Regions from separate parts of the Homo sapiens genome. Here region 2 is linked to region 1. A link is a contact called in ENCODE Hi-C or POLR2A ChIA-PET data. All regions are on one chromosome and are shown on one strand. The core of a region is the stretch at or near the end of the contact, and the rest is flanking DNA. Distances in the headings are between cores, read along the strand shown.

Region 1 (6,265 bases), core at 1,842-4,341:
GTTTCAAGTCCTCCTACCTCTGACCCAAACCTAGAGATTCTGTGGACAGTTTCACCCCAAATTTGCCTCTCTCAGGAGCGTGTTTACATTTTGGGGCCTTGTCGGGAGCTAGCAAAACAAGGTGAAGACAAAACAGCGACAGTATCTGGGGAGTACAGGCCAGCACCGTTCCTTTTTCCGGAAATGCGTGGGTCAAGGAGGCAAAAGGGGTTTTGAGGAAGCTGTTTGTTTTAAAGGGGGAGTTTCTAGGCTGACCACGTTTGCCTTTCACCTCATTGCAGTTTGGGTTTTGTGCACGTTTTAGGTGATGTTGCTGGAATCAAATGTCTGTCGTTCATGTGGTTGGAGCCCCTAAGGAGAAAGAACTACAGCTGTGGAGTTCAGTTGTATGTGAGGCAAAAATAGAGTTGATTATTTTAACATTAGGCAGCAAGGCCTGGGAGCCCCAGCAAATGTGGTGATCCAGTCCTAAAATAAAAGGAAAAGGAGGAACGGTTTTGATGTTATGTCCCTGATTTTCTGTGTGAGATACATGCCTCGGACTTCAGCGAAGCCAGTAAGTGGGCAGCTAATTATTTTTCCTGATTGCTTCCTGTTGCAATTGGAAGCTGTGAACCCACGGAAATGGCTTTGTTCTAGTGGTCCCAGTGCTGAGAACCTCCCCAGCTTCCAAGCCCTAGGCCTCTCTCCTCGGGGCCCAAGTGCTTATTCCAGGACCCGCCTGTCTAGGCACCCCCTTTCACCCTGGAGTTTCCTCCTGTAGATGCCCAAGGCCAAGGCCAGCAGGGCTGAGTGGGGTTAACTAAGGGCTGTGTGGGGCACCCTGAGAGAGTCCCCTCTAAAGCAGGGCCCCTTGGCGTTGAACTTCCCTTGTTCAGTTCCAAGAAATTCCCGGGTGAACCCGAGCCAACATTTGTTCAGCACTTTTCTGGGGAGATCCACCTCGTGCTTCCTGTCGTTTTTGGAATCCGTTTAATTTCAGCGGCACTGTGTCACTGCTCAGGCATTTAGTAGAACTCACACACAGAGATGGGGGGTGAAGGTGCAGGCAGGTGAGGCCTCCGAGTTGCTTTCTCCCTTGCAGCAACGGGTTGCAGGGCTGATAGGGGGTTTTGGGGTCAGACCCACCTGGATTTACATGCTCAGTAGCTGTTTGACTTTGGGCACCATACCTAGTTTCTGTCATCTTGCCTCGCTCCTCTCCCAGGCCTTGGGAAGCCCTTAGTGCCCTGTGTGAGACCTTTAGCCCCATCCCTGGCCCAGGCTGGGGACTGGCAGCGGCAGTGCTGCAGTGGCAGTTGTATGTAGGAGTCCTTGATCTTTCTGGCCCTGGCCGGTCTAGAGGCTGTTATTACAATAGTCTGTGTGACCTTGGACATCCAGTCCACTGACCACCTCACTCACTCACTGCTGCAGCCCTGGGGGGCAGGAGTAGTTAGCACTGTGGACAGAGCCCCTGTGTCCAGAGTCTGATCCCAGCCTGGCCGCTTGCTGTGCTGGGAAGCTTGAGAAGCTGACGCTACCTTTGTGTGCCTCAGTTTTCTCAGCTGTAAAATGGGGATAAGAATCCTTCCTACCATGAATTCAGTGAGTGAACGTGCACCTGGCCCAGTGTAATGCTGTTGCTGTTTCGCTTTGGTGTCTGCTACTGTGTGAAGTGCTGGGGTTGAATGTGATAGAATGGCAAATAAGGCCCCTCCGCTGTAGGCAGGGCTTCCCGTGTAGAGGGGAGGAAGGGAAACAAGCTGTGCAGCTATGCAGAGATGGGCCCAGGGGTGCTCCTTCACCCTCGGGGCGTCCTGTGAGAGGTCCTTAGAGGCCAGATCATGCTGTGGAGTCTCACTGTGATCCAGAAGGCAGTGGAAGCTACTGGAAGGCTTTAGGCAGGACTGATAGGAAATGAAAGCTGAAGCCAGACCTTTCCTAGGTGAAAAGTGTCAAGTTGATCTTTTTTTTTTAATTGAGGTGAAACTTACATGATATAAAATTAAAGTATACAAGGCAGGCATTTAGTACATCCACAGTGCTTACAACCATCACTTCTATGAAGTTAGAAGAGATTTCCATCACCCCAAAGTAAAACCCATACCCATTGCACAGTGACTTCTCGTTCCCTCTCCCCCGACCCCCTGATGAGCACCAGTCTGCTTTCTGCCTCTATGGCTCTGCCTGTTCTGTGCATTTTGTATGAAGGGAATCATACAATACATCGTTGTTTTTTGTGGCTGACTTCCTTGGTTACTGTAATGTTTTCAGGGGTCATCCAAGTAGTCCCAGGTATGGGTGTTTCAGCCTTTTTTTTTTTTTTTTTTTTGAGATGGAGTCTTGCTCTGTTGCCCAGGCTGGAGTGCAGTGGCACAATCTCGGCTCACTGCAACTTCTGCCTCCTGGATTTAAGTGATTCTCCTGCCTCTGCCTCCCAAATAGCTTGGATTACTAATGGGTGCTCGCCACCACACCCAGCAAATTTTTGTATTTTTAGTAGAGACGGGGTTTCACCATGTTGGCAAGGCTGGTCTTGAACTCCTGACGTCAAGTGAGCTGGCAGCCTCGGCCTCCCAAAGTGCTGGGATTACAGGCGTGAGCCACCATGCCCGTCCTATTTCAACCCTTTTTGTGGCTGAATAATATTCCATTGTGTGGAGGGACCACATTATATTTGTCAGTTCATCCACTGATTGGATTGATATTGGTTGGTTGTGTCTCCCAGCCAGCATGAACAGGGCTCATGCGTCCTGGTGGAGGTGGCTGGTGGGAGGATCTGGCCTGAGACTCTCCTGCTGAGTGAGGTTCAGGAATGAGCCAGGTGATGAGAATGAGCTGGGTAGTCAGTGTTGGCCTCTGAGAGGAGGGGCCTGGGCCCTGAGAGGAGCCCTGGGAGGGCAGGGTGAGGGCCAAGTTCAGGTTACAGAAGCTGTGAGACAGCCGGACATTTGTGGTTTGAGGCCTTGGAGACAATGCGCTCTCCAAACAGGGAGTCTGTTGGGGAGGCCCTGGCAGGAGCTGGGGCTGCATCCAGCCCCTTGGCTTGGTGGCCTCGTTCACTTATTTGTTCAGGAAGCAGCAGGGTCTGGGCTCCATGCCAGGCCACCCTGGAAGGCTGTCCTGGGGCAGCGCAACCCAAGCATGAAGGGCGGAGGCGGCTGTGGCTTGCTACGAGCTGGCGCCAGGGACCCACTGGCTGGCTCCAGCTGCTCTCTGCATTCTCTTCAGCTCTGGAGAGCTGTGTGCCGGCCCTCAGCCTGAGTTTCCTCATCTGCAAAATTGGGACGATGGTGTCCACCTTGCCGGTGCTGGTGGGGTCCCAAGAGCTGTTGTCTGGGGTAAGGGAGCTGGGGGCCAAAAGCTCATGCCCTGGGGCCCCAGCTGTCCTTTGAAGAGTACCCTGAGGGTGTGACTGAGAGCCAGTCCCCAGCACCCTTGTCCAGATGGGGACCAGGAGGTGGGTGAAGGTATTTGTGGTCTGAGCTCTGTGCTGGTTGCCCCCGAGGGGGCCTAGAGCCCTGCGTTAAGAGCAGAGCCCAGCCGGGCACGGTGGTTCACGCCTGTAATCCCAGCACTTTGGGAGGCCGAGGCAGGCAGATCACAAGGTCAGGAGATCGAGACCTTCCTGGCTAACACGGTGAAACCCCATCTCTACTAAAAATACAAAAAACTAGCCGGGCGTGGAGGCAGGCACCTGTAGTCCCAACTACTCGGGAGGTTGAGGCAGGAGAATGGTGTGAACCCGGGAGGCGGAGCTTGCAGTGAGCCGAGATTGGGCCACTGCACTCCAGACTCGGGGACAGAGTGAGACTCCGTCTCCAAAAAAAAAAAAAAAAAAAGCAGAGCCGGATGCTGGCCCTATCCCTTCTTGCCCCACCTGGTTAAATGGGGGCTGCCTTCCTGGGTTGGGAGTTGGGGGGGACTTGTGCCCCTAAGCCATGCAGAGACATGTGCAGACGGGCCGCTCTTACACATGCGGGTGGCCATCCATGGTCCCTGCCCATTTCCAAGGCCCTTGTAGTGGTCCCTGTGCTCCAGGTCCAGTCTCTGGTTTCCAGTTTGTCATGGTTTGCCTGTCGCCTTGTAGGGGGCAGTTGACGCTTTGCTGGCCTGGCTCATGGTGTGCCAGAGCCTGTGGCTGCTGCGCAACTGTGCCTCTTGCTCTCACAGTGGCAGGAGCCTCATATTCTGATTGAGCCTGATGGGCTGGAGGATCCTTCACAGGGTCACTGTTCTCTGTCCCTCGTGCTTGGGATCTCCTGCCGTGGACCCCCTGGGAGGTTGTCTTGCGGGTGGGGAGATTGTGCTTTCTGGGTATTTTCTTTTTTTTTTTTTGAGACGGAGTCTGGCTCTGTTGCCCAGGCTAGAGTGCAGTGGTGCGATCTCAGCTCACTGCAAGCTCCACCTCCTGAGTTCACACCGTTCCTCTGCCTCAGCCTCCTGAGTAGCTGGGACTACAGGCACCCGCCACCAAGCTTGGCTAATTTTTTGTATTTGTTTTTTTAGTAGAGACGAGGTTTCACCTTGTTAGCCAGGATGGTCTCCATCTCCTGACCTTGTCATCTGCCTGCCTCGGCCTCCCAAAGTGCTGGGATTACAGGCGTGAGCCACCGTGCCTGGTCGCTTTCTGGGTATTTTCTTATTTGCTCTATTGAAGTGTATTTAATTTAATATGTATATTTAAAACATCTGTTTTTAGTTTGCCTTATTGTAATATTTTTTGGAGATTTAAATTTTTTTTTTTTGAGACGGAGTCTCACTCTGTCCCCCAGACTGCAGTGCAGTGGTGCGATCTCGGCTCACTGCAAGCTCCGCTTCCCGGGTTCATGCCATTCTCCTGCCTCAGCCTCCCGAGTAGCTGGGACTACAGGCACCTGCCACCACGCCCGGCTAATTTTTTGTATTTTTTTAAGTAGAGACGGGGTTTCACCATGTTAGCCAAGATGGTCTCAATCTCCTGACTTCGTGATCCGCCCGCCTCGGCCTCCCAAAGTGCTGGGATTACAGGCAGGAGCCATCGCGCCCAGCCAAGATTTAATTTTTTTTTTTTTTTGAGTCTTGCTCTGTTGCCCAGTCTGGAGTGCAGTGATACAATCACTGCTCACTGCAGCGTCTACCTCCTGGGCTGAAGCAATCCTCTCACCTCAGCCCGCAAGTAGTTGAGACCACAGGTGTGTACCACCACGGCCAGCTAATTTTATTTATTTTTTGTAGAGACAGGGTTTCACTATGTTGCCCAGGCTGGTCTTGAACTCCTGGGCTCAAGTGATCCACCCACCTCAGCCTCCCCAAGTGCTGGGATTACAGGTATGAGTCACTGCCCCCAGCCTTAATGTAATTTTTCTTGTGGTTAAACTGAAGTGAAGGTTCACTCAAAGAGGAAAGTGGTTTTTAGCCTTTCTGAGGCCTCGAGGGCCCCTTCAAGCGTATGATAATGGTTCCTCTCCTGAGAAGGTGCCTGGTGGGGGCGGCACAGGCTCCACTCCACTGCATTGCAAGAATCCAGGGCCCCGCAGGGCTCAGAGCCCCGCTCCCAGTCTCCTTGTGGGGCATTGGGGGGCACTCACCTTCTGAGTGCCTCAGTTTCCCTTTTTGTAAAATGAAACCAGCTGATTCCAATCTCTATGGACTCTTCTAGCACAGGGCTTCACATTTTAGTTCCTTCAGGATCCTGAGGCCTCTGGACCGCTAGGGATTGAGGGTACCCCCAGAAGAGGTGCTGCTTCTGTGCCCTCTGTCGCCCAAGCTGGAGTGCAGTGGCACAGTCTCGGCTCACTGCAACCTCCGCCTCCCTGGTTCAAGAGATTCTCATGCCTCAGCAGCTGGGACTACAGGTGTCCGCCACCATGCCCAAATAATTTTTGTATTTTTAGTAGAGACGGGGTTTTGCCACGTTGGCCAGGCTGATCTCGAACTCCTGACCTCGAGTGATCTGCCTGCCTCGGCCTCCTAAAGTGCTGGGATTACAGGCGTGAGTCACCGTGTCCAGCCTGCCTGGCTAATTTTTAAAAATTTGTTGTCGAGATGGGTGTCTTGCTTTGCTGCCCAGTCTGGTCTTGAACTCCTGGCATCCAGCTATCCTCCCACGTCAGCCTTCCAAAGTGTTGGGATTACAGGCATGAGCCACTGTGCCCAGCCTATTTTATTATTATTATTTAATTTTATTTTTTCTCACTATTGCCCAGGCTGGCCTCCAACTCCTGGGCTTGAACGATCTTCCCACCTCAGCCTCCTGAGTAGCTGGGACTGCAGGCATGTGCCACCACACCCTACTTTGTAC
Region 2 (6,324 bases), core at 1,353-3,852, 82 kb before region 1:
CATCCAGATGTTTCTGAGAACCTACCATGTGCCAGGTTTTGTGACAGCCCCCAAGGAGCAACTAAGCACAGAATTATAGTTCCAAGAGACAAGCCACAAGGTGCTATGAGAATGTAAAATGGGTTGGCCTGATCTGGATTAAAGGCTACAAAGGACTTGCTGGGGGAGTGACATTTCCCCTGAGACTTAAAGGAGGATTAGAAGATAACTAGGTGCAAATATGGAAAAGGGATTCTTGGCCAGAGGAACCGCATCTGCAAAGGCCCCAATATGGGAAAGAGTTTGCTGAGTCAAGGACCCGGGAAGTCACCCACATCGCTGGCACCCAGAGTGAGAGGCATACAGTGCAGGACAAGCACAGGGAGGTCAGGGGCTGGGTTTTGCAGGGTCTTGGAGACAGCAGTGGGATTTGGGACCCCGAGCAGAGGGAGGTGGGGAGCGAGTAAGCTCCAGGGAGCCCAGATATGCATGAACTAGGCTGCGTAGACCCACTTTTTGGGCTGGGGGCTGCACAGAGGGCAGTCAGGTGGGACACTGGAGCTTCAGAAACAGACTTAACCTACTTCATAATATTGCCAGGACTAGATTGTGTAAGACAGCATGGGTTAGTGGATAGGAGGATGTGGGTCAATAGCTTTAGGTAGACCCTGGAAATTTACCCTATGGGAGGGCAGGGCTCAGAGCTTTGTGTGAGCAGCTATGTAATTTGTTTATCCCTTTGGTTTGAGCATCCTCTTGGCCAGGGGTCCTAATCTTCAGTTAGAGCTCTGTCAATTGCAAGTAGCAGAGAACCTGGCCTGAGAAAAGGGAATTCATTGGCTCCTGTGTTTGAACAGCCCAAGGGCAGACCTTCAGGTATGGCTTGATCCAGGGTCTTCACTGATATCACCAAGATCCTGTTTCTCCACTTCTCAACATGACTTCCTTGGATATGACAACATGTGCAGATCCCTCAACAAAAATGGCATTGACAGCTCTGCATTCCATCTTCATCCCTCCAAGAGCCTCAGAAAAGAATCCGCAGGCTCTTCTTAGGACTTTAGGCCATGCACAGACTCTGATTGACCCATACTTAGACTAGTTAGTGGCCAGAGAGACAGAATGTGCTGGCTGGCTTAGTTTAGGTCCTATGTTCCATTACTCATATCCAGGGTGGAGATGGCTTCCTTGAAAGCATAGAGAATGAATGTGAGTGAGGGGGTTTCCCACTCTAGCAATACTGGGGCATTGTTGCCACATAAAAGGGAGAGGTAATAAGCTGGATGAGAAGAGCCACATATGTCTATCATAGGGAGGGGCCCATGATCCCCCGGGGGTGAGAGCATTCTGGGGCCTACCTGGGGAGTGGAAAACGTTGTCTCAGCATTGCTAGGCTTTGAGATAAGGGTCAGGGCTAGGAGTCAGTCAGGAAGACAAAGTGAAGAGTCAAGGAGAGGTGTGGTCACTAGAAAGCAGAGACCTGGAGGAAGTGGTGGAGGTCAGGGAAGACTCACAGCATGTATGGAGTTCTGAGTGTACAGATGTGATATGAAGAGCTTTGCATGTCACAGGGAGGTGTGCCCACACTGATCCAGGATGGGATGGGGATGCTCACCTTCAGTCCCACTTTCCCACTCTAAGTATCTGGGGAGTTTCTCTCCATGACCTGCCAGTGTATAGAGGTCTCCTATGGTTTCAAACATTGGAGAGTGGAAGTCTGAGAAGATGAGTAGAAGGGCCTGGGTCTCCCTCTGTGTAGGCTGTGGGCTGCCATTGGCCTTTGTTGCAGATGGATCAAAGTTCCATGAGTACAGAGAGAAAGAGAAACAGGATCCTGTTGACATTTGAGCCCCTGGATCAAGCCATGCCTGAAGGTTGTCCACCTACTGGGCAGGCAATATAAAATTATCTCTGGGTACCCAGGTGCTTCCCTCCTGGCTGTCCAGCCCTCCACTTATGAACCTGGCACTTTCTGGGCAGCAGCCACACTCCTGGACCTCTTTTCAGTCTGAGAACCCACTTTCCCCATCCCTTCCTTCCCAGACCCTTGTACTCTTAAGGCGACCCTATGTCCTGGTTTCCCTGGACTGTTTTAATGTCTATTGTCCTTGTGTAATTCTTCATAGTGCCTCTTTCATTCTCAAAGTATCTTGCTTTGGATAATAAATAACAGTCACTTCACACATCCCTCCATTCTGACGTTCCTGCTCACTTCCTTTCTCACTGCAGACCTTACAGGCCTGAGAGCTGTTAAAACTTGAATCAAAATTATTAGCAACAACAACAAAATCCAGTCTCTCTCTACCAATGCAGGAGAGACTTAGCCTTTGACAATACCTCTCTGAGGTTTGTTTACATCCAGTCCTGGCAAAAGGCCCTTTCTGCAACGATATGTGACAGGTGAAATGATTCCTTCTGAAGGAGAAAAAAAAAAAAAAAGAATTCTCACATCAAAACAGCTTCAGTCCTGAGGGTTTCCCTGCCTCCACCCACTCCATGTTCCTGTTCCCATTCATTCTTACAATAAACCCCTTGTTTTAAGGTAGCTTGTCTGAGTCTCTTTTTCCTGCAACAAAAAGAGGTGTACCTAAAATAGGCCAGGGCCTGGGCCAATGGCCAAATTTAGATGAAAAACTGGGTCAGGCAGGAGAGGGAGCAGCAGGCTGGGAACTTTTGAGTATTGGGGCTAGACAGCTCCTGCTGATGGGGCACTTCCTCTGTGCCAGCCCATTAATTTATTAAGTAGTAAAATTAATCTTATTTAATTTTCTTACTGTCCTTTGAGGTAGGGACTGTTATCTACAGTTGATAGAGAAGAATACTAAGGCTCAGAGAGTCAGGATTTGGGTATCCTATCCCAGTCCTCTCCATCCAAGATCTGCAGGTTGGGGCACCAGGGCAGACTTCCAGAACACAAAAGGGTAGTGGGAATCTTGGCCATCTGGCATGGAGACGCTCAGCCTGCATGGCCCAAGCTGGAACTCTTCTGCACAAACAGGTCTGTAGCTTTCTTCATCATTTTTAAGTGAATTTGAGGAGTGTGGAACAGCCAGAGATCATTGTTTTAGCTCAAATGAATTTAAGCAAGATACGGAAAATGTAGTTAGATCCAGGTTCTCATGTGCTATTGACCCATGTGGCTGGCACTCAGTTCTCTCTCCATCTCTCTTTCATGTGTTACTCCCTCTACTAGGTATAAAGAATGGTCACAGGCAGTCCCAAGCTTCATCCTTACAGCTTGTAATCCATAAGGTCTAACTATCTGTCTGTCTGTCTGTCTGTCTATCTATCTATCTATCTATCTATCTAACTATCTATCTATCTATCGCTCTTCCTCTCTCTCAGCTTCCACATAGAAATCCAACTAAGGATTTGGATTGGCTCTGCTTGGGTCACATGTTCACCTCAGGACCAATCACTGAGCCCAAGAGGACACTGACATGGGTGCTAGGATTGGCTCAGCCTGGTCACAGGCCCTCCGCTGTGGTGAGGAGGGCAGACAACAGTGATTAACAGCCTCTGGGGAGTGAGGGAGGCATGGTTTCATCAAGGAAGGGACGCTAGTGGTCAAAATCAATACATCCACCATGCTTCAAAAGATATGTAGCAGGGATACCTAGTTTAAAAGTTTTTAATGTGTATTTCATTTTGCTTTCCTGAGTACAGATTTTTATCTCTACCACGCTAGGCATCCATTAGTCTGGGTGAGATTAGAATTTATTACAGAAAATGCAAAGAGAAAGACAAGTGATGTTAAGCTTTAGACATCAAAATTAGATTATGTACCAGACGATAGCCTTAAGGAAGAATTCTACAGGTTCCTTATCTTTGAGCTTATGAATAATTGTGCCAAACATCTTAGAACATAGAGTTTGTCTGTGGATTGCAGGGTCTGTCCCATCTGCCTAAAACCGTTGGGTACCCCTGATAAAGAGAGGACATGATGGAGGTCAGGAGATCGAGACCATCCTGGCTAACGGTGAAACCCCGTCTCTACTAAAAATACAAAAAATTAGCCAGGCGTGGTGGCAGGTGCCTGTCGTCCCAGCTACTCGGGAGGCTGAGGCAGGAGAATGGCGTGAACCCAGGAGGCGGAGCTTGCAGGGAGCCGAGATGGCGCCACTGCACTCCAGCCTGGGCTGCAGAGCGAGACTCCGCCTCACAAAAAAAAAAAAGAGAGAGAGAACGTGATGTAGTGGAAGTAGAAGAAATGTCTGCCTGTTTTCTGACTTCTCCAATGATATTTCTCTATAACATGCATCAATGGTTATTATTTCTGTTTAAACGTGTTTTTAAATGTGTTTAAAACAAATAGGGGAAGATATTAGAACACATAACTTGGACACTGATGGTTAATTTTATGTGTCAGCATTGTGGGGAGAAGTGGGAGCAAAATGGGAAAATCCTCTTCCCATGATATTTCTCTATAACATGCATCAATGATTATTATTTTTGAGCACCCACTGTCCCCCTCAGGCATTGTGCTATGAGAGAGATCATTTGTTGTTTCACTATCCCTATGAAATAAGCATTTCTATCATTCAAACTGTTGGTTGTGAGCAAGTTCTGTCAAACAAAATGTGTTTAAAACAAATAGGGGAAGGTAGCCAGGTGTGGTGGCTCACGCCTGTAATCCCAGCACTTTGGGAGGCCGAGGTGGGTGGATCATGAAGTCAAGAGATCAAGACCATCCTGGTCAACATGGTGAAACCCCGACTCTACTAAAAAAGTACAAAAATTAGCTGGGTGTGGTGGCACGCACCTGTAGTCCCACCTGCTTGGGAGGCTGAGGCAGGAGAATCACTTGAACCCAGGAGGCAGAGGTTACAGTGAGCAGAGATTGCGCCACTGCACTCCAGGCTGGTGACAGAGCAAGACTCCGTCTAAAAGAAAAAGGGGACAGTATTAGATCATATAACTTGGGACACTGTGATGGTTAACTTTATGTGTCAACTTGACTGAGCCACAGGGTGCCCAGATATTTGGTCAAACATTATTCTGGGTGTGTCTGTGAGGGCGTTTTTGGATAAGATTAACACATGAATTGGTAGACTGAGTAAATTTTCTTCCCTGCTATGGGTGGCTCTCACCCAATCCGTTAAAGGCCTGAATAGAACAAAAGGCTCATACTCCTACAAGTTAGAGGGAAATTTTCCTGACTACTGGCATTGAGCTGGGACACTGATCTTCTCCTGTTTTCCAAATCAAACAAAAACATGAGCTCTTCTTGACTATCCAGACTGCTGGTTCTTGAATTGCTGCAATCTCATACAACTTTAAGCTGGGTGTGGTGGTGCACACATGCAGTCCCAAGCTACTTGGGAGGCTGAGGCAGGAGGATCACCTGAGCCCAGGAATTTGAGGCTGTAGTGAGCAATGATCACACCACTGCACTCCAGTCTAGGTGCCAAAGTGAGATTTTAACTCTTTGAAAAAAACAACTTAAATGAATGGTAAACTGCTTCTTATAGATGAACAAAGTAAGTGTATTTTGAGGTGGAACCTACTGCTGGTGAAGATGCTGTGAACATCGTTGATATGACAACAAACATTTAGAATATATATATATACATACATATGTATGTATATATATATATATATATATTTTTTTTTTTTTTTTTTTTTTTTTTTTTGAAGTGGAGTCTCACTCTGTGGCCCAGACTGGAGTGCAGTGGCACAATCTTGGCTCACTACAACCTCCGCCTCCTGGGTTCAAGTGATTCTCTTGCCTCAGCCTCCCAAGTAGCTGGGACTACGATGCCCACCATCACACCCAGCTAATTTTTGTATTTTTAGTAGAGATAGGGTTTCACCATATTAGTTAGACTGGTCTCAAACTCCTGACCTCAGGTGATCCACCCACCTTGGCCTCCCAAAGTGCTGGGATTACAGGCATGAGCCACTGCGCCTGGCCACATTTAGAATATTTCATACACTTAATAGCTAAAGCAGCAGCAGGGTTGGAGAGGATTAACTCAAATTTTGAAAGAAGTTCTACTGTCCATAAAGTGCTATCAAACAGTATCATATGCTTCCATGAAATCTTTAATGAAAGAGTCCATCAATGTGGCCAACTTTATTGTTGTCATATTTTAAGAAACTGCCACAGCCACCCCAACCTTCAGCAACCACCACCCTAATGAGTCAGCAGCCATAAACATCAAGGCATGACCCTCCACGAGCAAAAAGATTACAATTTGCAGAAGGCTCAGATGATTGCTAGCAATAAAGTATTTTTAATTAAGGTATGTACAGTGGTTTTTAGATGTAATGGTATTGCACACTTAATACACTATAGTGTAACTTTTACGTGCACTGGGAAATCAAAAATTCCTATGACCCACT

Evidence for each region. A loop is a pair of places that touch in the nucleus more often than their neighbours do. ChIA-PET counts read pairs that join two places held with the same protein, here RNA polymerase II (POLR2A). Pooled maps may share reads with other maps.
Region 2: a loop to region 1 is called in a map with no recorded cell type, with 8 times the contacts of the local background. The contact joins two enhancer-like sites. A Hi-C loop is called at or near these places in 6 of 37 single-sample maps with no recorded cell type and 4 of 50 pooled maps. POLR2A ChIA-PET finds 5 or more read pairs at or near these places in 1 of 52 experiments (GM12878).

Annotation. Positions count from the first base shown.
Region 1 is chr22:25,397,822-25,404,086 of GRCh38, reverse strand. It overlaps the pseudogene LRP5L. Among named protein-coding and RNA genes, the nearest start is that of MIR6817, 55 kb to the left of the region's middle. RefSeq lists a silencer at 1-5 and enhancers at 1,381-1,580, 2,831-3,010, 3,121-3,220, 3,381-3,440, 5,166-5,665. Within about 2 kb of position 3,091, at least 23 of the 41 ENCODE cell types and tissues checked have a DNase peak (open chromatin) inside an H3K27ac peak, as active enhancers do.
Region 2 is chr22:25,479,654-25,485,977 of GRCh38, reverse strand. LOC124905094 (a long non-coding RNA gene) reads right to left here. Exons shown (of 2, transcript XR_007068036.1): 2 at 6,007-6,324. Among named protein-coding and RNA genes, the nearest start is that of MIR6817, 27 kb to the right of the region's middle. Within about 2 kb of position 2,602, at least 2 of the 41 ENCODE cell types and tissues checked have a DNase peak (open chromatin) inside an H3K27ac peak, as active enhancers do.